Regions from separate parts of the Homo sapiens genome. Here region 2 is linked to region 1. Evidence: read pairs that join two places in POLR2A ChIA-PET (ENCODE). Cell type or tissue: PC-9. All regions are shown on one strand. Each heading gives the region's core, and the rest is flanking DNA. Links, peaks and the distances in the headings are about the cores only.

Evidence for each region. Peaks named below come from ENCODE experiments on the same cell type or tissue, not always from the same donor. Only the 100,000 strongest peaks of a DNase experiment are listed, where the experiment ranks them.
Region 2: POLR2A ChIA-PET joins it to region 1 with 32 read pairs; 18 of 35 experiments call an interaction of 5 or more read pairs at or near these places.

What each region holds. Positions count from the first base shown.
Region 1 is chr2:46,906,605-46,915,033 of GRCh38, reverse strand. It overlaps MCFD2 (multiple coagulation factor deficiency 2, ER cargo receptor complex subunit), which reads left to right. Exons shown (of 4, transcript NM_139279.6): 2 at 5,857-6,011; 3 at 7,065-7,224. The coding sequence starts at 5,863. It overlaps MCFD2-AS1 (MCFD2 antisense RNA 1), which reads right to left. Exons shown (of 2, transcript NR_199007.1): 2 at 6,356-8,150. Among named protein-coding and RNA genes, the nearest start is that of MCFD2, 5.0 kb to the left of the region's middle. In PC-9, for the core only: no CTCF peak of the experiment used is centred there; a DNase peak (open chromatin) is centred at 5,103; H3K27ac peaks cover 2,367 bases.
Region 2 is chr2:47,152,916-47,170,202 of GRCh38, reverse strand. It overlaps CALM2 (calmodulin 2), which reads left to right. Exons shown (of 6, transcript NM_001743.6): 3 at 7,541-7,684; 4 at 7,811-7,917; 5 at 8,345-8,480; 6 at 9,399-10,119. The coding sequence ends at 9,427. STPG4 (sperm-tail PG-rich repeat containing 4) reads left to right here and starts at 14,895. Exons shown (of 7, transcript NM_001163561.2): 1 at 14,895-15,032; 2 at 17,187-17,246. The coding sequence starts at 14,952. RefSeq lists an enhancer at 14,218-14,377. In PC-9, for the core only: no CTCF peak of the experiment used is centred there; no DNase peak of the experiment used is centred there; H3K27ac peaks cover 1,952 bases.

The DNA.
Region 1 (8,429 bases), core at 3,759-6,258:
AGAAATCTGATCATGTGACCAGAAGCGTCCCCCCATTCCCTTATCACCCTTTGGTGGATTCTCATTGCTCTTCCAAGCTCTTGAACGGGGCTTGCAAAGCCCTTCATGACCTGTCTTCCTTTAACTTTAGATTCATTTGTCTCGACTGTACTGTGTCTTCAACCATACTGAATCTTTTTTGGTTCTTAGATCAGAACAAGTTCCTTCTGGGCTTACATGTTCCTTCAGTATGTTCGCTATGTCTGAGGCACTGTCCTTTGGTTGAAATAATCCTTCTTATCCTTTATGTGTTATTTCAGGTGTCAGTTGGGGATTTCGTGGTACCCCATGGGTGTCTGCCTGCCGGTCTCTCTTTTCTACCAGGTTGTAATCTGTGTGAGAGGAGTTTGTCGAGGTCATAGTACTATCTTCAGTACCTTGTGCTGTTAGTACGGTCATTAAATGTATAAATGCAGCATGGGTGCTCCTTGGGCTCCCTAGATGAACAAATAGATCAAGTTATTAATATTAAATGCCTGCTTTTTCAGAACCAATTCTCAACCCTCAGTCCGTGTAGAGGTTTCTTTAGCTTAGGAAGTTGGTTATTTTCTTGCCTTCATTCCAGGACCATGACAGGGGTAAGTGACAAAGTACTGGTCAGTTTTTCTTTGGCATTGGCTGTGGGTACAGGATGTCTGGATGTTGGTGAGTTTGGCTGCTTTGGGTTTGAATTCTTAACCAAGGGCCCCTTGAGGGAGAAGCTGCTACTAGCTGCTGGCAGGAAGGCTGGCCCCAAACTTAGTGCTGATAGGACTGATGACACACCAGGAAGAAAGGGTTGGGCCAGGTCAAACCACTGGAAGCCTCCAAAGGAAGTTCCAGCTTAGGCTAGATCCGCTGTGGGATAGGGAACAATACACCTAGGTGCCAAGACTCACTTCCCTGATTCAGCGATGAGCCAGGTCAGCTCAGCAGAGATCAGTAAGGTAAATGAGAGCCAGAGGAGAGAGGGTCCTGACTCTCAGAGAGGGAGGAAAAGAGAAAAATGGAAAAGGAGAACAACCTGTGATCGTATGTTCAGGTCAAATGAGTGTGAGAGGCTACAGACTGAGGTCGGATGAGAGAGCAATTGGTCTTGGCTGGAAGAATCCTGAGGTGACATTTGAACCTGTCCTGGAAGGAAGTTGGAGATGGACAGATGGAACCAGTAGGAGCGGAGGCTGTGGTACAGGAAGAGGCTGGCAGAGCAGGAGGGGAGCACTGTGACAGCCAAGGCACTGGGAGGCGCACTGCTCCTGATGGTCCAGCACTGCCCTCCCAGGACTGAGGCTGCGCCTTGTGAGGGCTGTCTCAAGGTATGGGTTGTGCCCTGAAGTCCCTTTGCAGAAATTTCTCCTCCGTTGGGTTTTTCTTCAGCCTGGCCTTTATAATTTCCTAAAGAAGGCCAGTGAGCTGGGGCTTATCTTCAGGCTGTTAGCCCATGGCCTTGAGCTAAGTAGTTAGAGCATGGATGATGCAACCTGTTATTTGGGTAGAGGGAGTTGCTTATGCTTTCTCTTGACTGTCAGCAGTTTAATTTGTTAGGTGGCAGTTAGATTCCCTGTTTTCTATCTTTCCCTCCCTCGCCTGCCTTCTTTCCTTTCTTCCTCTCTCTCTCTCTCTTTTTCTAATTAGAGAGGGAGTCTCACCATGTTGTCCAGGCTGGTCTTGAACTCCTGGGCTCAAGTGATTCACTTGCCTCAGCCTCTCAAAGTATTGAGATTACAGGCATAAGCCACCATGCCCAGCCCGATTCCCTGTTTTCAGTGTACCACTTGGAGGAATTTTTTTTCTTTATGTTTATCGATTTGGCTTTTGTTGCATTCCAATGATTAGAAACCTGCAACAGCAAACCAAAATGAGACAAGTTCAAAATCAGTGATTCTTGGCCTTTATCCCACCTCCCTTAAAGAAGGGATATTTTGGACTCATAGTTACTACATGATTAATCACTTGGTTGCTTTTTGGTGTTATCTAAATAGAATTTCCCCCACCCCCAACACACACACACCAAATTGATATACTAAGCATCCAATCACATAGTTGGAGGAAATGGTGCCATGAGTTCCATGATAGATATCTCCAAAAGAAAAGTTTCATCTTCAGTTACAGTGACATTAAAAATTGGCAGCATATCTGCAAAGGTGGTAATCCCCCCAGCTCCCCAAGGACCATGGCACACAGGCTAAGAACCAGCAGCTTCTGTTCCAGGCACTGTGCCTGATACTGGGAATGTGGATTCAGTCCAAGTCCTCTTAAAGCCCATCCAGCAAGGGGCACTGACAAGTAATCAGGCAGTTTTTCAAGAATTCATTCACACACAAGAAAACAAAAGAAAAAAAAGAATTAATTTGCAGCTGTCATCAGCTGTGGACGGGAGCCTTCTGAAGGGAAGCACTTGGGAGCCTGCAGGACGAATACCTACACCAGACTTGGAATTGAAAAGACCTCACTGGAGAAAGAGACATTTGATGTAAATGAGTCTGAAAGGCTTGGGAGGAGCTTGATTCCCTTCTCTGATCCTTCCTGTCCCAGAACTCTAAGATGTGTGGTCAGAACAAGTTGTTCTGCTATGGCCTAGGCAGTCACTGCTAGGAGTAACCTGAAACCTTGTTTTGTGGTACCAGGTACAGTGGCAGTGGCCTTGTCAGGGTCTGGACACGTTTAAAAAATTTTTTTGAGACAGTCTCACTCTCTTGCCCAGGCTGGAGTGCAGTGGTGTGATCTTGGCTCACTGCAATCTCTGCCTCCCGGGTTCAAGCAATTCTTGTGCCTCAGCCTCCCAAATAGCTGGGATTACAGGTGCACGCCACCATGCCCAGCAAATTTTTTTTTGTATTTTTAGTAGAGACGCATTTTGCCACATTGGCCAGGCTGGTCTCAAACTCCTGACCTCAAGTGATCCACTTGCCTCGGCCTCCCGAAGTGTTGGGATCATAGATGTGAGCCACTGTCCCTGGCCAAGGTCTGGGCACTTTTATTTGGTAAAATTGGAAGTGTAGTTTCTGACTGTTTCTGAATTATTTTGTGGAGATAAGAATTAACCGGAAACTCCTTTTGTATCCGATCCATATAGTATTGGGACAAAATTATGGGATAGATTACATTGAATACATATTCATAAAAAATGGTAGCAGATCTCGGCTCACTGCAGGCTCCACCTCCGGGTTCATGCCATTCTCCTGCCGCAGCCTCCCAAGTAGCTGGGACTACAGGTGCCCGCCACCACGCCTGGCTAATTTTTATTTTTGTATTTTTAGTAGAAACGGGATTTCACCGTGTTAGCCAGGGTGGTCTCGATCTCCTGACCTCGTGATCTGCCCGCCTCGGCCTCCCAAAGTGCTGGGATTACAGGCACGAGCCACCATGCCGGCTGAAAATCACAATTCTAATCTCATGTCTCAAGATAATCTTTGTTATTAGTTTGTGTAGGAAATACACATTTTTATTTTACAAAAGTGTATTATTCTTTATTGCTTTTTTGCAGCCTGTTCTTTTTCATTCAATATATATTGAGCATTCTTTCCTATTAAGTATGACATATTGCTTTTTTTTTTTTTTAAACTACAGATATAAAAGGTCTGAGGTGGCCGGGCACGGTGGCTCATGCCTGTAACCCCAGCACTTTGGGAGGCCGAGGCGGGTGGATCACCTGAGGTCTGGAGTTCGAGATCAGCCTGGCCAAGATGGTGAAACCCTGTCTCTACTAAAAACACAAAAATTAGCTGGACGTGGTGACATGCACCTGTAATCCCAGCTACTCGGGAGGCTGAGGCAGGAGAATTGCTTGAACCTGGGAAGCGGAGGTTGCAGTGAGCCAAGATTGCGCCACTGCACTCCAGCCTGGCGAAAGAACAAGACTCTGTCTCAAAAAAATAAAAATTAAAAAATAAAAGGTCTGAGACAGATTGCATTTTGATGTCACTGTTTAGAAGTAGACTAGATTCTAGGTGCTTTTTAGCACCCTGGAAGTTTCTTCCTTTTTTTGGTGGTGGAGGACAGGGTCTCACTCTGTTACCCAGGCTGGAGTGTACTTCAGCCTTGAACTCCTGGGCTCAAGCAATCTTCCTATCTCAGCCTCCTGAGTGGCTGGGACTATAGGGGTGCACTGCTACGCTCAGCTAATTTTTTATTTTTTGTAGAGATGGGGGTCTGACTGTGTTGTCTAGGCTGATCTCAAACTCCTGGCCTCAAGTGATCCTCCTGCCTCAGCCTCCCAAAGTGCTGGGATTACAGGTATGAACCACCATGCCTGGCCTATCCTGGAAGTTAGACATCCCAGTGACTATTGTCCCCTTTAAGGAGGGGGCCATGGGAAGCAATACTGGTAATGGGAAAAACGGATTTGGGAAATTTTTCTAAGTGTTGTAGGGTGGCATACTCACACTTTCAGGGTTCTGCCCTGAGAGCCTTTTAGGATGGGTAAGAGGGACTATAACACCTCTACCTCTCAGCCCCAGGCACAAAGACAGCTACAGCTTCTGAGCTGAGCCCTGTGTGTAGCATGTAAAGGGGATGACCAGTGCCTTATGGTTTGTCTTTACCACTGCTGGTTTGGGGCTGTGGACTACAATTGACCTGTTAGAAATCCCTGGCCTTGTTATCTAGCAGAATCTGTTTTGCCTGTTGGGAAGTGAGTGTTCGGTCAGGTCTTTTGTTTTTGTATGTAGGTCACCTGGCTGTCCTTCACCTTCCTTTTTGAGGTCAGTCTGTCAGCCCTAGGACAGACCAAGACTTTCCATTGAATCAACAATTATTAAAGGCCTGCCTGACCCTTGGCGGGTAATACTGGTGGGGTTAAAGTTCTCCCTGCCCTCCAAGAGCTTGCTCTGTAGCTGACTGTCATCTTATTGACCACAATTCCAAGTGTGGCCAAACCCTGGGAGTTCCTGATGGCATCCTGATTTCTCTGTAACTTTTCTTTCCAGTGCCCGCTCACTGTAGTTACTTGCCACTGTTACCACCCAGGAGGTACAGAACCTTGTCCGCTGCCGCAGACCTTGATCTGACCCGCCTTACCACTCCCTTGGCTACCATGCTCCTGCCTCTAGTCTTGCTTTTGCCACTTCATGCCTTCCCCACTGTGCTGCCAGATGAGTCATTCTGAAACCAAGCTCTGATCTCACCTCCCATTCATGAATTGTAAGTGACTCTCCTGTCTTTCTCTGCAGGAGATGTCAAGCCCTGGCCTAGTGTGCAAAGCCCTGTCCAGTACAGCCTGTCTAGGCCTTGGAGCCACCTCTGTCCTGTCTGCTTCCTACCCTCTAGGCTGCAGCCCAGCTGAACTACTTGTAGTTTCTTTCCCGCTTGTGGGCACCTGCCACTCTGCTCCCACCATTCCTGTGGTCCTTCAGTCCCTGCATATCTGTCCAGGCCCAGCTGAAGTGTCACCAGCTCTATCAGCCTTCTCTGATTTTCCTCCACTCGGAGGAGATTTCTTCCCCTGAACTCCTAGAGGGTTTTCGCTTTCTCTGATAATCTGATATAACTTGCTGGCTGCCTTTCCTGGTGCTCTTGATAGAAAATATTTCTTTCAGGGGACCATAACTTCTGGGAGGCAAGAATAATCTTCCAGTCCCTTCAAGCTTTCACGTGTTGCTTGGCACTCTGCAGGCACTTCAGGAAACCTCGTGAGCCTTCCCCTGCCATTTGAGTGACTTGGAGTGCCCAGGGTCATCCCACAGTCTCAAAGCAGAGCTGGCATTGGGCCGTGTTTGACAAGCTCTCTTCCTAACCTTACTGCTTCATCAGGTTTCCCAGGATCATACCATGTCAAGCCCTGAACGAAACCTTTGCTCTGATGCTCTGCCTTCCTCTTCTGTGTTTCCCATCTCACAGATATTGATGACCATGAGATCCCTGCTCAGAACCCCCTTCCTGTGTGGCCTGCTCTGGGCCTTTTGTGCCCCAGGCGCCAGGGCTGAGGAGCCTGCAGCCAGCTTCTCCCAACCCGGCAGCATGGGCCTGGATAAGAACACAGTGCACGACCAAGAGTACGTATTCAGCCCGGGCTGTGGTCCAGTGGCCTCCCCATCATCTGCAGCTGAGCCAGCGGCAAGGGCATGCTCAGTCCTCCTTTCCTTCTTCCTGTTTCTATGGCTCCTTGACATTCTTCAAGGATGATTCTTATTCCTTATTGCCACCTATAAGTCAGGTATTCTTTTTTCATCATTGTATCACAGGTGGAAGATCTTTAGGCCCAAATGGGGCACATTACTTGTCTGAATCCGGTCTCTCCTTTTTTTCACCACAGACAGACACACACACATACAAATAGACACACAGGTACACATACACAGTCATAGTAGCAGAATCCAGAAAATAGCTAAGGTTTCTTGACTATAACAAGACCTTTTTTAAATCAACACATTCAAACATTGAATCATTTGTTGCAGCTTTTGTCTTGGGCCAGTTAGCCTCACGCATTATACTCGGTTATCCTTTGTTTTTAAGGCTGGGTGCAGTGGCTCACACCTGTAATCCCAGTGCTTTGGGAGGCTGAGGCAGGTGGATTACTTGAGCCCAGGAATTCGAGACCAGCCTAGGCAATATAGGGAAAACCTGTCTCTACTAAAAAATTGCAAAAAATTAGCTGGATGTGGCAGTACATGCCTATGGTCCCAGCTACTTGGGGGGCTGAAGTGGGAGAATCAACTGAGCTTGGGAAGTTGAGGCTACAATGAGCCAAGATCACGCTCCTGCACTCCAGCCTGGGTGGCAGAGTGAGACCCTGTCTCAAAAAAAAAAAAAAGTTTTAAAGGACATATTTTTAAATTGATGGCCTGAAAATGTTATAACAAAATTCTAATAATAAAGAGGAAAGAATACCCTAATCCTGCCAGCATAACAGATGGTCTATTTGACTTTTCCTGCTCCTCTCAAGGCCTTGTCTATCTCTGTGTAATCCTTGAGTGTGGTCTGCCACTGCTGGTGTTTGTTTTTCTGAGCTGGAGGAAGTTTAAGATCTTGAACTTTTCAGAGTCCTTAAGATTTCAGCATGATCCCAGTATCTGTCAATTGGCCTGAACCTGACTGTTGATTTTTAGGCATATCATGGAGCATCTAGAAGGTGTCATCAACAAACCAGAGGCGGAGATGTCGCCACAAGAATTGCAGCTCCATTACTTCAAAATGCATGATTATGATGGCAATAATTTGCTTGATGGCTTAGAACTCTCCACAGCCATCACTCATGTCCATAAGGAGGTAGGTCTGGCAGTGGCTTGGGGGACTGTATCACAGAAAGGCTTCCCTTTGTTAATTTGGTCCCCAGTCTTGTTGACTTGTGTTGTCCTTATGTGCCAAGAGTGCTGCTTCTCCACTGGGCATGATGGCTCGCATCTGTAATCCCAGCACTTTGGGAGGCCAAAGTGGAAGGATCACTTGAGCCAGGAGTTCAAGACCAGCCTTGGCAATATAGTGAGACCCTGTCTCTACAAAACAAACAAAACAAAAATTAAAAAATTAGCCAGGCCTGGTAGTGCATGCCCGTAGTTCTACGTACTCAGGAGGCTAAGGTGGGAGGATTGCTTGAGTCCAGGATGTCGAGGCTATAGTGAGCCATAATCATGCCACCGCACTTCAGCCTGGGCAACAGAGTGAGGCCTTGTCTCAAAAAGAGAAAAAAAGAAAAGAAAAAAAAAGGTGCTGCTGCTTCTTTCTCTTCTGTGTTCTGCCTCTTTCTGTCCAACGATCCTTCCCGCAAAGGATAACTTGCTGAGGCAGAAGTCCCAGGGCTGGGCATTTGTATCTTTAAGTGCTACAGGCATTTCTGTTACACACCAGAGTATGAGAATCAGTGCCTAAAAGACAGACCGTATTCAAACTGCAGAGCAAGGGAGAAGTTGTTTAATGGTGAATTGACACCAAGGGATTCAGGGACGTGGCAGTAATTGAGGGCTTGTGTGATACTGTATGGTGCTCCAAAGTTTCTGAAGCCCTTTCAAGTAGGTTAGAGATCTCGTTGGATCTTTGCAACATCTTGAGTAGGCAGTGGCAGGCATTGTTAATACTTCCATTTTCAGTGGTGCATGCCTGTAGTCCCAGCTACTCATGATGCTGAAGTAGGAGGATCACTTGAACCTGAGAGGTTGAGGCTGTGGCAAGCTGCGATGTTGCCACTGAATTCCAGCCTGGGCAATAGAGCGAGATCCTGTCTCAGAAAACAAAAAACAAACAAAACCCTCCCATTTTCTAGGTGAAGACACTGAAATCAAGATCTTGTGCCAGGCTAAGCACAGTGGCTCATGCCTATTATCCCAGCACTTTGGGAGGTTGAGGCAGGAGGATCGCTTGAGCCCAGGAGTTCAAGACCAACCTGGGCAGCATGGTGATATCCCGTCTCTACAAAAATTAGCTGGACATAGTGATGCTTGCCTGTAATCCCAGCTGCTGGGGTGACGGGGTGGGAG
Region 2 (17,287 bases), core at 167-2,666, 260 kb before region 1:
GGATTTTTCTCTTAAAAAACAGTGACAGCTGTTGAAATGAAGCCGCTTAAATCTTGTCCCTTTTAGTTTGCTATGGAAGTATGCAAAATTATTACATAAAACCTGATGTCATGTTCTCTTTATGCCATGCCATAGAACATTAATACTTTTGATTTATCCTTGTACATTGAGATGGCTGGTTAATGTCAATGTTGGGGAAACTTTTTTTTCCCCCCTTGCCGGAGTTGTTTTTTTTTTTTATTGTAGTGTTGAAATGCTTTGCAAACTATTCCTTTGTTTTCATTAGACACTTTTATTAGCATGAGCACCAAGCAGTTTATTTGCCACAGTTTTCACAGTAAGCAGGAAGGGTTTGATAAGAGCTCAAAAGCACTTGAGCACTTTTTCTTAGGCTGGAGAAAACTGAGAAGCCCAGTTGGAACTATATAGCCCATTTAAAGCAAGCTCCCCACTTCCATAAGCATATAGAAGTTTGGGGGATACCAGAATTACACTAGTCACCTCAAATACTATTTGATAGGACTGTAGGTAGAAAGCTATTAGTATTAAAGACAAATTTAAGCAGGTTTTATTTTTATTTATTGTGTAATTTGACTTAAACTTAGTTTTTACTTTCTGAGGTTGGTAAATTACATGTATTGACTGTTATGAACAAAAAGCAAACAGTTTTGGGAATAATTTTTTTTTTGTTGAGTTACACTGTTTTAAAGGTATCACCTATTTGATCTCATGTCTCCTCAAAAAAAATAGACTGGGCCTGATGGCTGGTAATCTTATCACTTTGGGAGGCTGAGGCAGCAGGATCACTTGAGCCCAGGAGTTTGAGACCAGCCTGGGCAACATAGTGAGACCCCATCTCTACAAAGTAAATGTATCGTCAAAATGTTTTTCTGAAGTAGTTTTTTTTATAAATATACTGTCTCCTTCCCAAATTGTCTCAGGCTGTCTAATACTTTCACTCTTAAACTCTGACCTTCTGTAATACATTTCTTAATATTCCCAGTCAGGTACAGGTACCAACTGTATGCAGTACAGCATGTTCACTTTAGGGTAGAAAACGTTACTCAGTGTGCCATTGCATAGTTGATGGTCTGCTCTCTTAAACAACTCTTTGAAAAGAAAGTTTGTTGGCCGGGCGCAGTGGCTCACGCCTGTAATTCCAGCACTTTGGGAGGCCGAGGCGGATCACTTGAGGTCAGGAGTTCATGACCAGCCTGGCCAACGTGGTGAAACCCCATCTCTCCTAAAAATACAAAAATTAGCCAGGCATGGTGGCGTGCACCTGTAATCCCAGCCACTCAGGAGGCTGATGCAGGAGAATCACTTGAACCTGGGAGGCAGAGGTTGCAGTGAGGCAAGATCATGCCACTGCACTCCAGCCTGGGCAACAGAGCGAGACTTTGCCTCAAAAAAAAAAAAGTTTGTGTCTATTGAATATAAGAGGATCCCTCTTCAGTGATTGATAGCATTTTTATTTTTTAATTTATTTTGAGACAGTTTCACTCTTGTTGCCCAGGCTGGAGTGCAGTGGCTCAACTTCTGTCTCCCGGGTTCAAGCTGTTCTGCTTCAGTCTCCCGAGTAGCTGGGATTAGAGGCATGCACCACCTGGCTATTTTTGTATTTTTAGTAGAGATGGGGTTTCTCCATGTTGGTCAGGCTGGTCTCAAACTCGCAACCTCAGGTGATCCACCCGCCTCAGCCTCCTAAAGTGCTGGGATTACAGGTGTGAATCACCATGCCTGGCCTGGTAGAATTCTTATAAAGAATACTTGTAGTTCATCAAAACTGTGACATTCAGGACCTGTTCTCTTTATTGTCTTTAAGTTAAATCCTATCTTTTCTTGGCTTTCATCATAAAATTAGGTTTCCAATGGGAGTAGAGGGAAAAAAATCTGTTCTTAGGTTCTCTTCTTATCCTGCCTTTTCCTAGACCACAGATTTCTTTAAAGCCATTCCTTGGACCTCCAGGTTTCAGTTAAGATTTAGGGCAGAGGAACCAAAACTTCTATGCTACTAAAATAAAAATCATGTGCGGTCAGGGACCTTTTTGTTCTACTTTGTAGGCCCGGTACCTGCCACATAGTAATCATTGAATATTCCTTGAATAAATTTTATTCTCAATGAGTGTGTAACACAAAAAAGTTCTAGAGCACTACTATCCTAAGATTTCTGCCTACTCTCCAAGTCCCTTCCTCCCAAATTTGGTATATTTCAGTGTTTACCTTTGAGATGAAGGCAATTTTTTAATCTGGTAAATTGTAATTGTTGGTGGCTGGGCATGGTGGCGCATGTCTAATCCCAACACTTTGGGAGGCTGAGGCAGTGGGATTGCTTGAGCCCAGGAGTTCAAGACCAGTCTGGGCAACACAGCAAGACCCTGTCTCAAAGAAAAGAAAAAAAAATTTTTTTTTTTTTTTTTTTAGTTGTAAGTGCTGGTGACCGCTAACATCCTTGTGTAGATGAAGTTACTAAATTTTTTTTTTTTTTTTTTTTTTTTTTTTTTTTTTTGAGACGGAGCTTCACTCTCTTGCCCAGGCTGGAGTGCAGTAGCATGATCTTGGCTCACTGCAACCTTTGCTGTCCAACTTCAAGCAATTCTCCTGGCTCAGTCTCCCAAGTAGCTGGGATTACAGGCGTGCACCACCACACCCGGCTAGTTTTTGTATTTTTAGGAGAGATGGGGTTTCACCATGTTGGCCAGGCTGGTCTTGAACTGCTGACGTCAGGTGATCCGCTTACCTTGACCTCCCAAAGTGTTGGGATTACAGGCATGAGCCACTGCTCCCGGCCTAAAATTTTTTATATTACTTGGTCGTATAAAGCATTCCAGTCTAGTATGACATCACTAACAATTTCATTTTGTTGATAACTCTGCCATGATGTCATTAGTTGTTGCTGTTTGACTTTTGGAAGACTGATAGGAAAAATGTACAGTATTTTTTCCTTAAGAAGTCTGTACCTAAACTTTCATTAAATTTTCAAGGTCCAAATTTGTTTGAGAAAAATATTAATATTACTCAATGTATAGCAACAACTGCATGAAGCGCCAAAAGAGTTCCAGTACATGATCTTTAAGGGATTATTAAGTTCAGAATTTTGTGAAGAAATAGAAGTTAATAAACAGTCATTTGATTTGTTTTGTAATTGTCTTGTGATAACCTATTTTAATAAAATTTTTAAAACATGTTATTTTAATAAAATTATATGTTTAGGTAATAAACTAATTAGGGAAGGGCCTTGGGGTTGCTAATGAACAAATAAAACTTGAGTAATAGATTTTTCTGAAAGTTTCAGTTTGGTCAGCTAAAATGGATTTTGGTAGGTTCCTTATATCTATCAATTATGTAGAAGATAGCTGTTCTGTGGCATTCAGGACCTGTTCTCTTTATTGTGTGTTTAGGTTTTGACTCTTGGATTTAATTTCAGGTCATTCCTGGGAGTTACAGTTTAGAATTATATGCTTCTATACATAAAGATTACGCTAGTTCTGAAGTACAGGAAAACTGTAAAGGCAGGTGAATTAAAATTTTACTTTGGGGTTTATTATTTTGAGTTTTTACAGGTATTTTTTACTCTTTAGTATAAAAATACAAGTAAAAATTTGGAATAAACCTTGACCTTTAAAAGAAATGTTATTTGTTCCTTTCTTGAATGAATAACAAATGGTATTAGCATAGATACGGTTTTATTTTCTGCATTTTACTTATTCTAGCAAACATTTTAAGTGTTATTAGATTTTTAAATTTCTCGAAAGTTATACATAGTCTTACACTATGCATCTTCCAGTATTTAGCTTTTTGTTAAATCATGTAATAGAAAGGTGATTACTGCTAATTAAACATTGGGAATTTATGCACCTAATGGTGGTGTTAAAAGATACCCATAGCAGAGAATGTAATATAAACAAATACCTCAAAGTCCTTTAATTTTCTTGTAACCTAAATTAGGTGAAAGGTGCAATGTGTCTGAACTCCAATATATGTATTTCTAGATATTTCTACATTCTGTTTAAAAACAGTAAAATTGAAATGTCTTTATCAATTGTGCTATTTGTAGGTGGAGACTCCCTGATCTATTTTTGTCATTAGGTTGATCTAGGTTAGCACTGTATACTATCTTCATAAAATCAATTAGTGTGGTATGAACCTTCTGATTGGTATTAGATGAGTTCCTCTATAAACCAGTAATATTTAAATAAGAAAGAATGCAGTTAGGAGGCAATTGTAATAGCCCTGGCAAAGGACGATGGAGCCTTGAACCAAAATACTGGTTGTAGAGATGGAGGAAAAATCAGGCAGTATTTAAATGATAGAATTCGAGACCTGTTGACAGATTTCAGACTGAAAGAGTTAAAAGTGGCTCTTGGGCTTTTGCTAGTACCTTTAGGGTTGCCTGGGAGTATAGAATTCATTTTCATATGTTTTGCTTGTCATCAGCCAGGGGAGCTATATCCTGTAGACAGCCAGAAATAAAGACATTTATTGAGCGAGATGGGTAGACTAAAGATATCTTCGTTGTAAGTGGGTATAGATGAAGTGGCCAAGGAGTGGAAAAAAAGGATAAAATTGGTCACATCTAGACATAAGAGACAGGAGTAAGAGCCTTTGGCAGTATATGGTAGGAGGAAAATCAAAGTACTGTTACGAAGGCCAAGAAAAATTTTGAGAGTTTTTCCATGCAGTTTTGGATGCTGCAAAAAAATGAGATAGTCTTTATCTTGACATTTATTAAGTATGTATTTGTTGGACATAGTTCTAAGTGTTTGACACATACTAATTTTTTTATGGGGGGTGACCAGGTGAATACCCCTTGTGGGCATGGTATACTGTGTCACCCCACTTACTGGGCACATTTATGTCATTTCACAGAAATGAGGAAGCTGAGGCAGAAAAGGTTTAGTAGCTTGTCCATATTGCATTGCCAGAAGAAGAAACAGAGCTAGGAAATTCTAACCCAGTAGTCAAGTTACAAAGTCTCATTTTAGTTTCTATGCCATATGGCTTCACATTGAAGCATGCTTGATGGATTGGGTGACTGACTAGTAGTCATTGGTAAACTCAGCATTTTCAGGTGATGAGTTGGAGCTGGATGTCATTTTAAAATAGTGGATTGTTTGGAGAGAGGAAATTGGTATGAGTAGTAGTGCCTTCCAAAATTTGGGGAGGGATAAGGGCAAGCATTTAAAATATAACTAAGGTTTCAATTTAGTTTTAGGCTAAGCGATGTGAAGATATTTATGTGGTAATGGGCAAATTAGTGGAAGAATAGTTGAGTCCAGGGAAGAGGTAATACGGAATGAAACTGGAAGGTGTACGCGAATTGGAGTTAGGGATAAGCAGGCAGGGAATAAATTGGCCTTGGACCGTAAAGAAGGTACACCATTTCTTACACATGTGTCACATAAATTTTCAAATGTATGGCTATGTTGGGAAAGCTTAATGGCCCAATGAACTTGGAAACTTTTTGTATTCATTTGCTGATAGGGTCTAATATTTTCTGGGAAATGACTTACTTGGAAAATACTAGCTTTATTATTTACTGATTGGTATAACTTTGCAGTATCAAAGTTAGTCTGTTTTAGTTTCTTTCTTTCTTTTTTTTTTTTTGAGACAAGTCTCACTCTGTTGCCCAAGCTGGAGTGCAGTGGTGTGATCTCGGCTCACTGCAACCTCCGCCTCTCGGGTTCAAGCAGTTCTGCTGCTGCAGCCTCCCCAGTAGCTGGGACTACAGGCGCACGCCGCCACACCCAGCTTGTGTGTGTGTTTGTGTTTTAATAGAGACGGGGGACTACAGGCCCACGCTGCCACACCCAGCGTGTGTGTGTGTGTGTGTGTGTGTGTGTGTGTGTGTGTGTTTTAGTAGAGACGGGGGACTACAGGCACACGCCGCCACACCCAGCTTGTGTGTGTGTGTGTTTTAGTAGAGACGGGGTTTCTTTTCTTTTTCTTCTTTTTTTTTTTTTTTGAGACGGAGTCTCGCTCTGTCGCCCAGGCTGGAGTGCAGTGGCGCAATATCAGCTCACTGCAAGCTCTGCCTCCCAGGTTCACGCCATTCTCCTGCCTCAGCCTCCCGAGTAGCTGGGACTATAGGCGCCCGCCACCACGCCCGGCTAATTTTTTTGTATTTTTAGTAGAGATGGGGTTTCACCGTGTTAGCCAGGATGGTCTCGATCTCCTGACCTCATGATCCACCCGCCTCAGCCTCCCAAAGTGCTGGGATTACAGGCTTGAGCCACCGCGCCCGGCCTGAGACGGGGTTTCACCCTGTTGTTCAGGCTGGTCTGGAACTCACCCTGAGCTCAGGCAGTCTGCCCACCTTGGCCTCCCAAAGTGCTAGGATTACAGGTGTGAGCCACTGCACCTGGCTTGTTTTAGTTTATCTGTAAATGGTGAATGAAGCCAGGTAGTCTGGAGTGTTGCACCAGCAGGAGGTTTCCATGTAATCTAGTGATGTATTAGAAGGAACATATAGCCGGGCACAGTGGCTCATGCCCTGTAATCCCAGCACTTTGGGAGGCAGAGACAGGCGGATCACCTGAGGTTGGGAGTTCGAGGCCAGCCTGACCAACGTGGAGAAACCCCATCTCTACTAAAAATAGAAAATTAGCTGGGCGTGGTGGTGCATGCCTGTAATTCCAGCTACTCGGGAGGCTGAGGCAGGAGAATTGCTTGATCCTGGGAGGAGGAGGTTGCGGTGGGCTGAGATTGCACCATTGCACTCCAGCCTGGACAACAAGAGCGAAAGTCCATCTCAAAAAAAAAAACAACAGCAGGAAGGAACATACTATCACAACAAGATGTTGAGGAATAATCAGTTTCACTATATAAGGTTGGGGTTTTAATATTCCAAAGAAAGCTCAAAATGATCTTTGTTCTCAGTGACATGCATTTAGCTAAAACTGGACATTTATATCTTGATCAGCCCATTGTTATAGACTCTTTATATAGTCCCTTCTCCTGCCTTACTAGAAAGGGAAAGTAGCCTGTTTTAATTTAGTAGGTGATTGATTTAGACATAGTGGCTAACTCTAAACACAGTATACAGAAACAGTTTAATTACTCTGTAGAAATACGTATTTGGGTACCAGTAGTCTTATTTTTGTTTTGTGAGTGTAGGTTAGGTCTGTAATTTTGAATTATGTTCCACAGAGCAGCTTCAGTGACAGAGGAGCCAGTCATTTGGGGATTTGGTTCTTTTCCTCTGTAAACCTAGGATAATTTTACTTAGGTCAGCATGAAAGTACAGTGGTATGATTGGTCAAAGATATATTTGAAATATTATCATAAGGTATCATAAAGATTGGTTAATCTTTAGGAGTCAAAGTCACATTTCAATTGCTACCTCCATTGGTATTTTTCCGTTAAAAGTTTTTGGGTTTTTCTGAGACGTGGGGTCTTACAGTTTGGCCAGGCTGAAGTGCAGTGGCTGTTCACTGGCACGATCCCACCACTGAGTAGGCTTTAAGAGTTAATACGTTTCATTTAGGTTACATTTTATTATTAATCTGTGTATTTGGATTGTGGTCTTTCTTTCAAACAGAATTCAAAGAAGCTTTTTCACTATTTGACAAAGATGGTGATGGAACTATAACAACAAAGGAATTGGGAACTGTAATGAGATCTCTTGGGCAGAATCCCACAGAAGCAGAGTTACAGGACATGATTAATGAAGTAGATGCTGATGGTAAGTCTTCAATTTTGTGGGGCTGGGAGGGGTTGAAGAAGTGATACTTAGATGTTTCCACTAAACCTTTGCTGTTTGCTTATATGTTTCCACTAAAGCTTTGATGTTTCCACTAAACCATTTCAGGTAATGGCACAATTGACTTCCCTGAATTTCTGACAATGATGGCAAGAAAAATGAAAGACACAGACAGTGAAGAAGAAATTAGAGAAGCATTCCGTGTGTTTGATAAGGTACGTCAAGGACTGGATATGTTAAATTTTGAGGATGAAATGAAGATACCAGGACTCATTATGAAGACTTGTGTTTTTTTGGTTGTTTTTTTTTTTTTTTTTTTTTTTTTTTTTGATGATTTACCAACATATTTTAATTACCAAGCAAAAGCTTTTTAAGAATTCAGTATAGACTTTCTAATATATGTATTGCGTTCATCTTGTCAAAGGAGGTGTCACTTGACTTTGGGACTAGGAAATAATGATTTCAATGTAGGACATTTTGCTTGGCTCTTAATGACATTTGTAGGTCAACTGTGTAGATTTGTATGCATTTCTAAAGTATGTTTTTCCCCCAATGTGAAATTTAGTAGTAAACTTAATAAATTTCCATTCCAACTCTCAAGTCTGTAATTTGACTCAGAAACTATACTAAATTTTTTGCTAGGATGGCAATGGCTATATTAGTGCTGCAGAACTTCGCCATGTGATGACAAACCTTGGAGAGAAGTTAACAGATGAAGAAGTTGATGAAATGATCAGGGAAGCAGATATTGATGGTGATGGTCAAGTAAACTATGAAGGTAAATGTTTCAGTCTCACGCCTCATTCTTCACTTTGATTTTTAAGATAAGAGGCTCTTTGTTAGGGAACTGATCGAAATTAGTGACCCTTCCCCTGAAATTAGGTTGCTAAAACAGTTACTTACATTTAACCTTCTTAAAATTCAGAGTGTTGTCTGCAGACTAGGTAACATTGCTCTGACTTGAGAACTTAATTTAGAAATATTTACTATCAGGTTCTATCCCTACACCTGGAATCAGCATTTTAATAGGATTCTTGGGTGATTCATGTATAAAGTTTGAGAAGCACTGTTCAGTGTTTGTGTGATTGTGGAACAATGTGGAAAGCAAACTTATTCCAAGTTTCCTAAAATGAAATTAATGTGACTTTCTTTCCCCGCACTGTATTGTCTTTTTTCTTTAATTGGCTTTAGTCTGAAACTGAAGTTTACATGTGCTTCAAAAGTATCGTATCTACTAACTTTTAAGATGGCCATATCAGGAAGCAAGGCATATGAAACTGAAGGATTTTGAGTAAAACTCTGTATTTTTTTCATGATGTAACTACTTAACTTAGAAAAGAGCATAAAATGTAATGTTATAAAAATTAAACCTAGCCCATAGCATTGAATTTACAATATTGTCTTGTAATCCAGCAGACTTAAAATTCAAGTCTAAACTAAGAGCCAAGAATGCTCTTTTTTATATTGGCCTATCTAAAGCGTTAATTTGGCTCTTACTAATAAACCTGAATAGTTATGGTTAATGAAGTTCCAGCCTGGGCAATAAACTAGCTTCCCTCTGTACTTAATGGTAATTCTGAGGAAAGAGAGGAATGGAAAGAGTACTCAGTAATTGAGTAAATGTGATTTTTTTTTTTTTTTTTTTTTTTTGGTCTTTTGCTATTGACTCATTTTTTGTGTACTTCTTCTTTTTCAGAGTTTGTACAAATGATGACAGCAAAGTGAAGACCTTGTACAGAATGTGTTAAATTTCTTGTACAAAATTGTTTATTTGCCTTTTCTTTGTTTGTAACTTATCTGTAAAAGGTTTCTCCCTACTGTCAAAAAAATATGCATGTATAGTAATTAGGACTTCATTCCTCCATGTTTTCTTCCCTTATCTTACTGTCATTGTCCTAAAACCTTATTTTAGAAAATTGATCAAGTAACATGTTGCATGTGGCTTACTCTGGATATATCTAAGCCCTTCTGCACATCTAAACTTAGATGGAGTTGGTCAAATGAGGGAACATCTGGGTTATGCCTTTTTTAAAGTAGTTTTCTTTAGGAACTGTCAGCATGTTGTTGTTGAAGTGTGGAGTTGTAACTCTGCGTGGACTATGGACAGTCAACAATATGTACTTAAAAGTTGCACTATTGCAAAACGGGTGTATTATCCAGGTACTCGTACACTATTTTTTTGTACTGCTGGTCCTGTACCAGAAACATTTTCTTTTATTGTTACTTGCTTTTTAAACTTTGTTTAGCCACTTAAAATCTGCTTATGGCACAATTTGCCTCAAAATCCATTCCAAGTTGTATATTTGTTTTCCAATAAAAAAATTACAATTTACCCAATGGTTGCTCTGCATCTGAGTCATTTAACTGTTGAAGTCTAATAATTTTGAAAATAAAATATGGCATTGGTTTCTGCTTGGTATAGTCTAGATAATTTTTTCTCGTGTGGGGAAGCATATGGAGATGGGTGGCAGAAATAGTGAAGGTGGGAAAGGAAGGAGAAAAGGATTGGAAAAGTGAGAAAAGAGGGAGAGAAGCACAGAAAATAAGAGGAACAAAATAAGGGGTGTAACTAAGGAGAGATTGAAGAGGAAGGCCGAAAAGATGGGGATCTATGGGGGCTGGCTTAGTGTAGTCACCTTTTGGGGGCCACCATCATGCGTGCCCACAACATTCCTCCACCACCATGTGTGTCGTACTGTGCTACTGTGTTAGATCCAGGATACCTGTGAGTTGCCTCTGCCCACAGAACAAGATGGTGGCAGTCATGGGAAAAGAGGGGCAAGTTTTTTGTTTTGTTTCTTTATCCAGATTGTATTTGACAACTTCAAAAGGCCCCAATGAAAGACTCAAAAACTTAAGTGTACCTAGTATGGGAATTGGCATAAAGTAGGTATTTACTGTTTCCTACCTTTATAGTTTTCAACTTTGGCATTTGTCCATGTTGACTTAAGCTGTGCAGTGATGTTTTAAATGTTTGCATGTTCAAAAAAAAACCAAATCTAGTTGGGGTGAGCATCCTTATAGTTTTACTTCTATTAACTAATATTTTATTCATTGTGCTTTTTAATTCTATAAGATGAGAATTTTCAGCTTGCCCATCTGCAACATTTTGCAAAAAAAGATGTCTTTAGGAGTAAATTGGCAATGACTACACCTTGTTTTAGTTTTTGCTGGCTTCTATCATTGCTTTCTCTATAATTTGAGCTACTCCAAAGGTGGTTATCAGGGTTTTTATTTTTTTAAAGTACCTTTTAAATGCTTAATGAAAGATTCCATAGCAAACCAGAGCCAAGATTAAAACATTGAGTGTAATTGTTACCTGGTTATTATAGCTACAAGGTCTTTAATTTCCCAGGGGTAATTCATTATTTGGCAGGTTACTGCCCCATTGACTATCTTAATACTACTATTAGTATGTTTTAGAGCAAGGGAAGTTACAGGCATTGATAGTTCTAATGGTATCACATACTCGGGTAATCAGTTAAATAGGAAGATTTTAGATGTGCACTCTACTCCCCTTAATTGGATGTAGTAAATTTTGTCGAAAGGAAATCCAAACAAGGTTTGTTTTTTGTAAAGACAGGGACTCATGTTGCCCAGGTTGGTCTTGAACTCCTGGGCTCAAGTGATCCCCTCACCTCATCCTCCCAAAGTGTTGGGATTATGAGTGGGGCTTTTTTAAAAGTTAAGTGAAATAATGAAAGTAAGGCCCTTAACATTGTCCTTGGCATTTGCATTAAGTGTTCCATTAATTGTGCTATTAAACCAGTTATGACCCTGAAAAATGAGGGACTTAGGCAGTCAATTTGTGTTTTTCCAGCGTCAACAATGAGGTTTATATAAATTGATATCAAGGTATAATTAACAAGGACAACAAAGGTAGGAGAAACATTTTTTGGGCTCTTCTATGTCATAATTGGTCATTTCTATTGTTGAAATCTTTACAAAAGTCACGAAGTCTTGGCATTTTGATTTTACAGGAAACGAGTAGAATGATTGTATAATTTAACTGTGGTCATAATGAGCTGGGTTCAAATCTGTTCCAATGCTTCCTACAACATAATCCTATTGGAACCCAGGACTGTGATATCACCTTCAAGTTGTGTTTTTGTTTTTGTTTTTGTTTTTTTTAGATGGACTCTAGCACTGTTGTCTGGGCTGGAGTGCAGTGGCGCAATCTCGGCTCACTGCAGCTTCTGCCTCCCAGGTTCAAGCAATTCTGCGTCAGCCTCCCGAGTAGCTGGGATTACAGGCGCCCGCCACCACGCCCAGTTAATTTTTTGTATTTTTAGAAGAGACAGGGTTTTACTATGTTGGCCAGGCTGGTCTCAAACTCCTGACCTTGTGATCCGCCCACCTCGGCCTCCCAAAGTACTGAGATTACAGGTGTGAGCCACCTCGCCCAGCCCCACCTTCAAGTCTTAACCATACTATTAGTGTTATATTAATAGGATTTTGGTAATTGTACCAACCATAATACTGTCTGGCATGTTTGCTCTCAGATGATTCTCCCAATAAACAACTATTGCAGTTAAATATCACCCTTGGTGTAACGTATTTTCCTAAAATTTTTAGAAGACGGCAACAATTTTAAAGATCTGATATGTAACAGAGGCACTGTTGAGCTCAATTATAGATATGTATTCTCAAGAGAAATGCCTCTCCCCCTTTTTGAAACTTACAATAATCTGGAAATAAATCTCAGTGATACTATATAAGATAATGTTTTCTTAAAGGAACACTATGTTTATCCTACGTGCTTAATCTGCTTTGTGGATAGTCCTTGAAATCATTGACCCATGCTGTTTCTATTTTTGAGATACTTAAACTATTTTCTCATCTAGATGTTCCCATCTCTAATGTCACACCTTGTATGGGTTTCTGGACTTCTCTGTACCTTTCATATTCTTTTAGTCTCGAGGGTACCAGTCCCTAGTCTGCTGAGCCAGTTTTACAGGCTCAGCCAAAATAAGAAAATGAAATGAGGCACAGGGAATGGACTTGATTAATCTCTTAACATTTGTGAGAACTTTGGTATTGCCTCTTCACTTTCTAATTTCAGTTGTTCATTTTAAACCTAGTGCCTGTTTTTTTTTTCAAGGCTATGTTAAATGAATTTAGAATCCCAGTATTTTAAGAAACTAGATGAAGTCCTCTAGTCTCTTGCTCCTCAAAAAGTCACCTACAGAATCACCCAGGAGCTTGTTGGAAATGCAGAATCTTAGGTCCTGCCCCAGAATTGGAATCAATCTGTTTTTTTAACAAGATCATCAGATATTTTGTATGCATATCAATTTTTGAAAAGCACTGCTGTAATCTAGTCTTGGATTTACTTAGAGGGGAAAACTAGTCAGTGGTTTATTCAACAAATATTTTAGTCCTTGTGTTCAAAGGGGTCAATTAAAAACCGTGTTTTGGGTGTTTAAAATTAGAGGAGAAACGATTTGTCATAAAATGAATCTTCCAACAATGATAGGCACAGGGTCCTTTGGGACTTAGTGGATTAGGCTTAGAGGTCTACTCAGAGGAGCTGACCCTTGAGATTTTCCAGGTGGTCAAAGAAAAGAATAGCATTTCATGCAGAAGAGCTAGCATATGTGGAGACAAATAGAAATGTGAAGATGGCATGTTTGGGGTTTTTGCAAGCATGATACAGCAGAGCATGCCATCCTAATAAGAGAAGTGGCCGGGTGTGGTGGCTCAACCTGTAATCCCAACACTTTGGGGGACCGAGGTGGGTGGATCATGAGGTCAGGAGTTCGAGACCAGCCTGACAAATATGGTGAAACCCCGTCTCTACTAAAAATACAAAAATTAGCTGGCATGGTGGCGGGCGGCCGAGGTTGTAGTGAGATCGCGCCACTGCACTCCAGCCTGGGCAACAGAGTGAGACTTCGTTTCAAAAAAAAAGAGAGAAGCGAGAGACTGGATTGTAAATGTTGCTTTTGTCCTAAAGGTAATGACAGCTCACATTTACTGACTGCACTGTGCCAGACATGGTTGTGAACAGTTCGAGTTAATCTTTTTTATAACCTATGTGGATAGGTACCAATTTTATTATCCCCTTCTCTATAGACAAGGAAATAAGCACAGAATAAGTCATTATATGCAACCAGCGTCCAAGTCCTGGTAGTCAAGGGAGGAGAGTGATTCAAGAATGAGGGAATAATCAATGCAGCAATGAAAATTGAAGGCCAAGTTTCATAAGAGCTGAAAATCCCCACTGGATTTGGCACTTGGATCCCTGGTGAGTTCAGGTGCAATTTTAATTAAAAGCTGTGTGCAGGCCAGATTAAGATGTTTTAAGGAAAGTATGGGAAGTGAGAAAAGAGTCCATATTACTCTTGAAAGTTTGTAAAGGGAAGCAGAAACTTCATGGTATAGGGCAGTGGAGCTCTAGAGTCAGGTCTGGATTTTAATTCTGGTTCTGCCATTTGTGTGTGATGCTGAGTGAACTGTGCTAAACGTCCAAGGAAACCTTTGTTTCCTCATCCAGAAAATGAAACTAATACCTACTTTGTAGGGTTGGTATGAAGATTAAATGAGACTAATGTGTGTGAAGTCCCTGGAATACAGTAGGTACTGTATAAAATGAAATTAAGGTTGTGGAGGGTTTGTTTTTAAAGGTGAGAATGTTCCTAGGTTAAGAAGAAGCTACAGCCTAGAGAGGCTGACAATAAAAAGGGTCTATACTGAGAAGAATGGGGTGGTCTGTGGTTTCACAGCTAGTGAAACCGGCTGTGTCTGGTGCTCACTCCACTCTGCAAGTCAGAAGCAAGAGAAGTCAGCCCCAGAGTTTCTATTTGGAGGAGCTTAGAAACAATCTTAGAAAGTGGGTGCTAAGGCAGATTTCTCTTAAGTATGCCTACCAAGCACACTGCCTCCCTGTCTGGGGTGTGCGATTGGTGGTGGATTGGAAGGGAACTAATGGAGATTGTGGGTACGCTCAAGCCCTTAACAAGCCTCCCTTTTCGCAGATCCTTACCCGAGGGCTCTCTAGCAACTCCAGAGCCCTCTAGATTTTCTTCTCACAAGCTTTCATAACCGTCTCTTTTCGAGGGTTTTCCTCTGCGCAGTTCTTCGCGCGGGACCTCAAAGTGCGTGCCCGCTTCCCTTCCCTGCAGCACTAAAGACAAACCTGGCGGGTCCCCCGGAGCGGTCCCAGGCGCGCGCGCTCGGGAGCCCACGGGCCACACCCGCCTCCTAGCAACCGGAGCTCAGGTTCAGCCTAGAGAGAGAGGAGGCCACCATGGACCAGCCAGCCGTCGCCACCGCTTCCACCTCAATAAGGGAAGACCTGGTGGGTGGAGAATCATTCATCACAGCTTCGGTAAGATGGCCTGCCCCTTGCCGGCCTGGCTCCTGCTCCCCTCACCAGGCCCACTACCCTTTTCCCACCGCTCTCTAATCCCAGGCCTTCGTGCCGCTCTCGTTCCCTCTTCCTACCCTTCTCTCCCTGCCCTCACGCACGTCTCCACCTGCGGACCTTCCTTCCTGGTCTTTATTGGACATTTCCTTTGTTTTATTTCTTTTCCCCTTGCTTCTTCCCTTTTCCTTCTCCTTCGCCCTTTGTTTTCTGTATTTTTCCCTTCTTCCCACTACTAATTAAACTGGACAACTGCTTTAATATGGTGATTGGATTTCTTTCCCTTTCCGCTCCATCTGCCGGAAGACTGGGTTTTTCCTTCTGTAGTTTTACTAGACACGTTTTGCTCCGCCTCCTACTTTAATATTTATAAAAATATTTGAAGCTACTTTTGCTACGTTTTTCTTTTAGAGTCTCGCTCTGTCACCCAGGCAGGAGTGCAGCGGTGTGATCTCGGCTCACTGCAACCTCCGCCTCCCGGGTTCAAGGGATTCTCCTGCCTCAGCCTCCCGCGTAGCTGGGATTACAGGCATGCACCGCCATGGCTGGCCTTTGTTACATTTTAAAATAAATGTGGGTGAGGGTTGTTTAACCTAATCTTTTATCTTTCCCCTTAGAGTGAATTTAAAGTGGTAGATAGATGGAATTTAGATCACCTGTCTTGGGCAAAACAAAACAGCAGCTGCCAATTGTCTTCCATTAGATTGATCGCGTTTACTTCTCTCTCCTTCCCATCTCATTTTCCTTATTCTGGGGTAGGGGTGGGAGGCCTGTCTTGACCTGCCTGAGAAAGTTGTATTTCTGTGACTATAAAAGTGCAACAGAGAAGATTCAACATAAATCTCGCGAAGAAGTATCAAAGAAGAAGCTCAGCTTTAGCAGTGTCATGAGAAAATGTTTTTTAAAGAAATTAACATATTTCATAATAAAATAAAGCCCAGTGGTACTCATAAGTACAGTAGATTTAAGTTACTAGACAGGAAGAATGAATTATATCAGTTTTACTGATTATTACTTTTAATGCAGTCCTGCTTGATGACCTATATTTTATAGTAATAAAGGCATTATAAATGAAAGGAGAACTCAACATTTTAATGATTTTATCTAGGACAAACAGCAATATACTAAACGGTTGTGTTCTGTGGACAATGGGCTGAAATAAATATGAAATAATAATGGATGAATGGGTATAGAGTACTAAATATGAAGACAAAAGCTTCCTTGGAAACTGAGGAATACCAAAATAATCAGCTTCTTAACTTGGCAAATGGGATGTTAAAAATTAAAGCTACCATTTATTAAGCACTGATTGTATATGCAAGTCTTTATAAGTACAATGCCTTAGTCTTTTTTTTCCCCCTGAGGTGGCTTCTTGCTTTGTCGCCCAGGCTGGAGTTGCAGTGATGTGATCTCGGCCCACTGCAACCTCTGCCTACGGAGTTCAAGTGATTCTCGTGCCTCAGCCTCATGAGTAGGGATTACAGCCTTCTGAGGAGGGATTACAGGCATGTGCCACCATGCCCAGCTAATGTTTTTGTATTTTTAGTACAGATAGGGTTTCAACATGTTGGCCAGGCTGGTCTTAAACTCCTGGCCTCAAGAGATCCACCCAACTTGGCCTCCCAAAGTGCTGAGATTACAGGCGTGAGCCACCACATCTGGCATACAATGCTTTATTCTCATGCCAACTCTGGTAGTGCCTTATTTTTATACTACTGTGAGGAAGCACGAGGGTTGGGTAACTCACCCAGTGCACCTAGCTGGTAAGTGGCAGAGCTGAGTTCCAGCCTAAGTCGGTCTGGCTTCAAGCCTAACTCTTTTCTTCCTAAGGACACCACATTTTGTCACATTTAAGATACTTACAACATCTCTGTGAGATGGGGGTGTTTATTACTCTAATTTTATCAAAGGGAATTTAGTTATTTGAAAGGACTTAAGACCATAAAATAACAATTTAAGGAAATATGGGCAAATTTATTATTATGTAGCTTTTATTTTAATGAAGACATATCAGTTGGGTATGGGTGTGAATTTCTTCAAGCAAATGTTTTATAAATTATATTTAATTTCAAGGGATCACCTCTCAAATGAATAAGCATACTTTGTGTTTGTTAACAGAAACCAGCCCAAAAGACTTCCTCTTTTGAAAGAGAAGGATGGTGGAGAATAGCATTAACAGTATGTACATTGTTCAGTCTTTCCTATTCACATTATTCCTA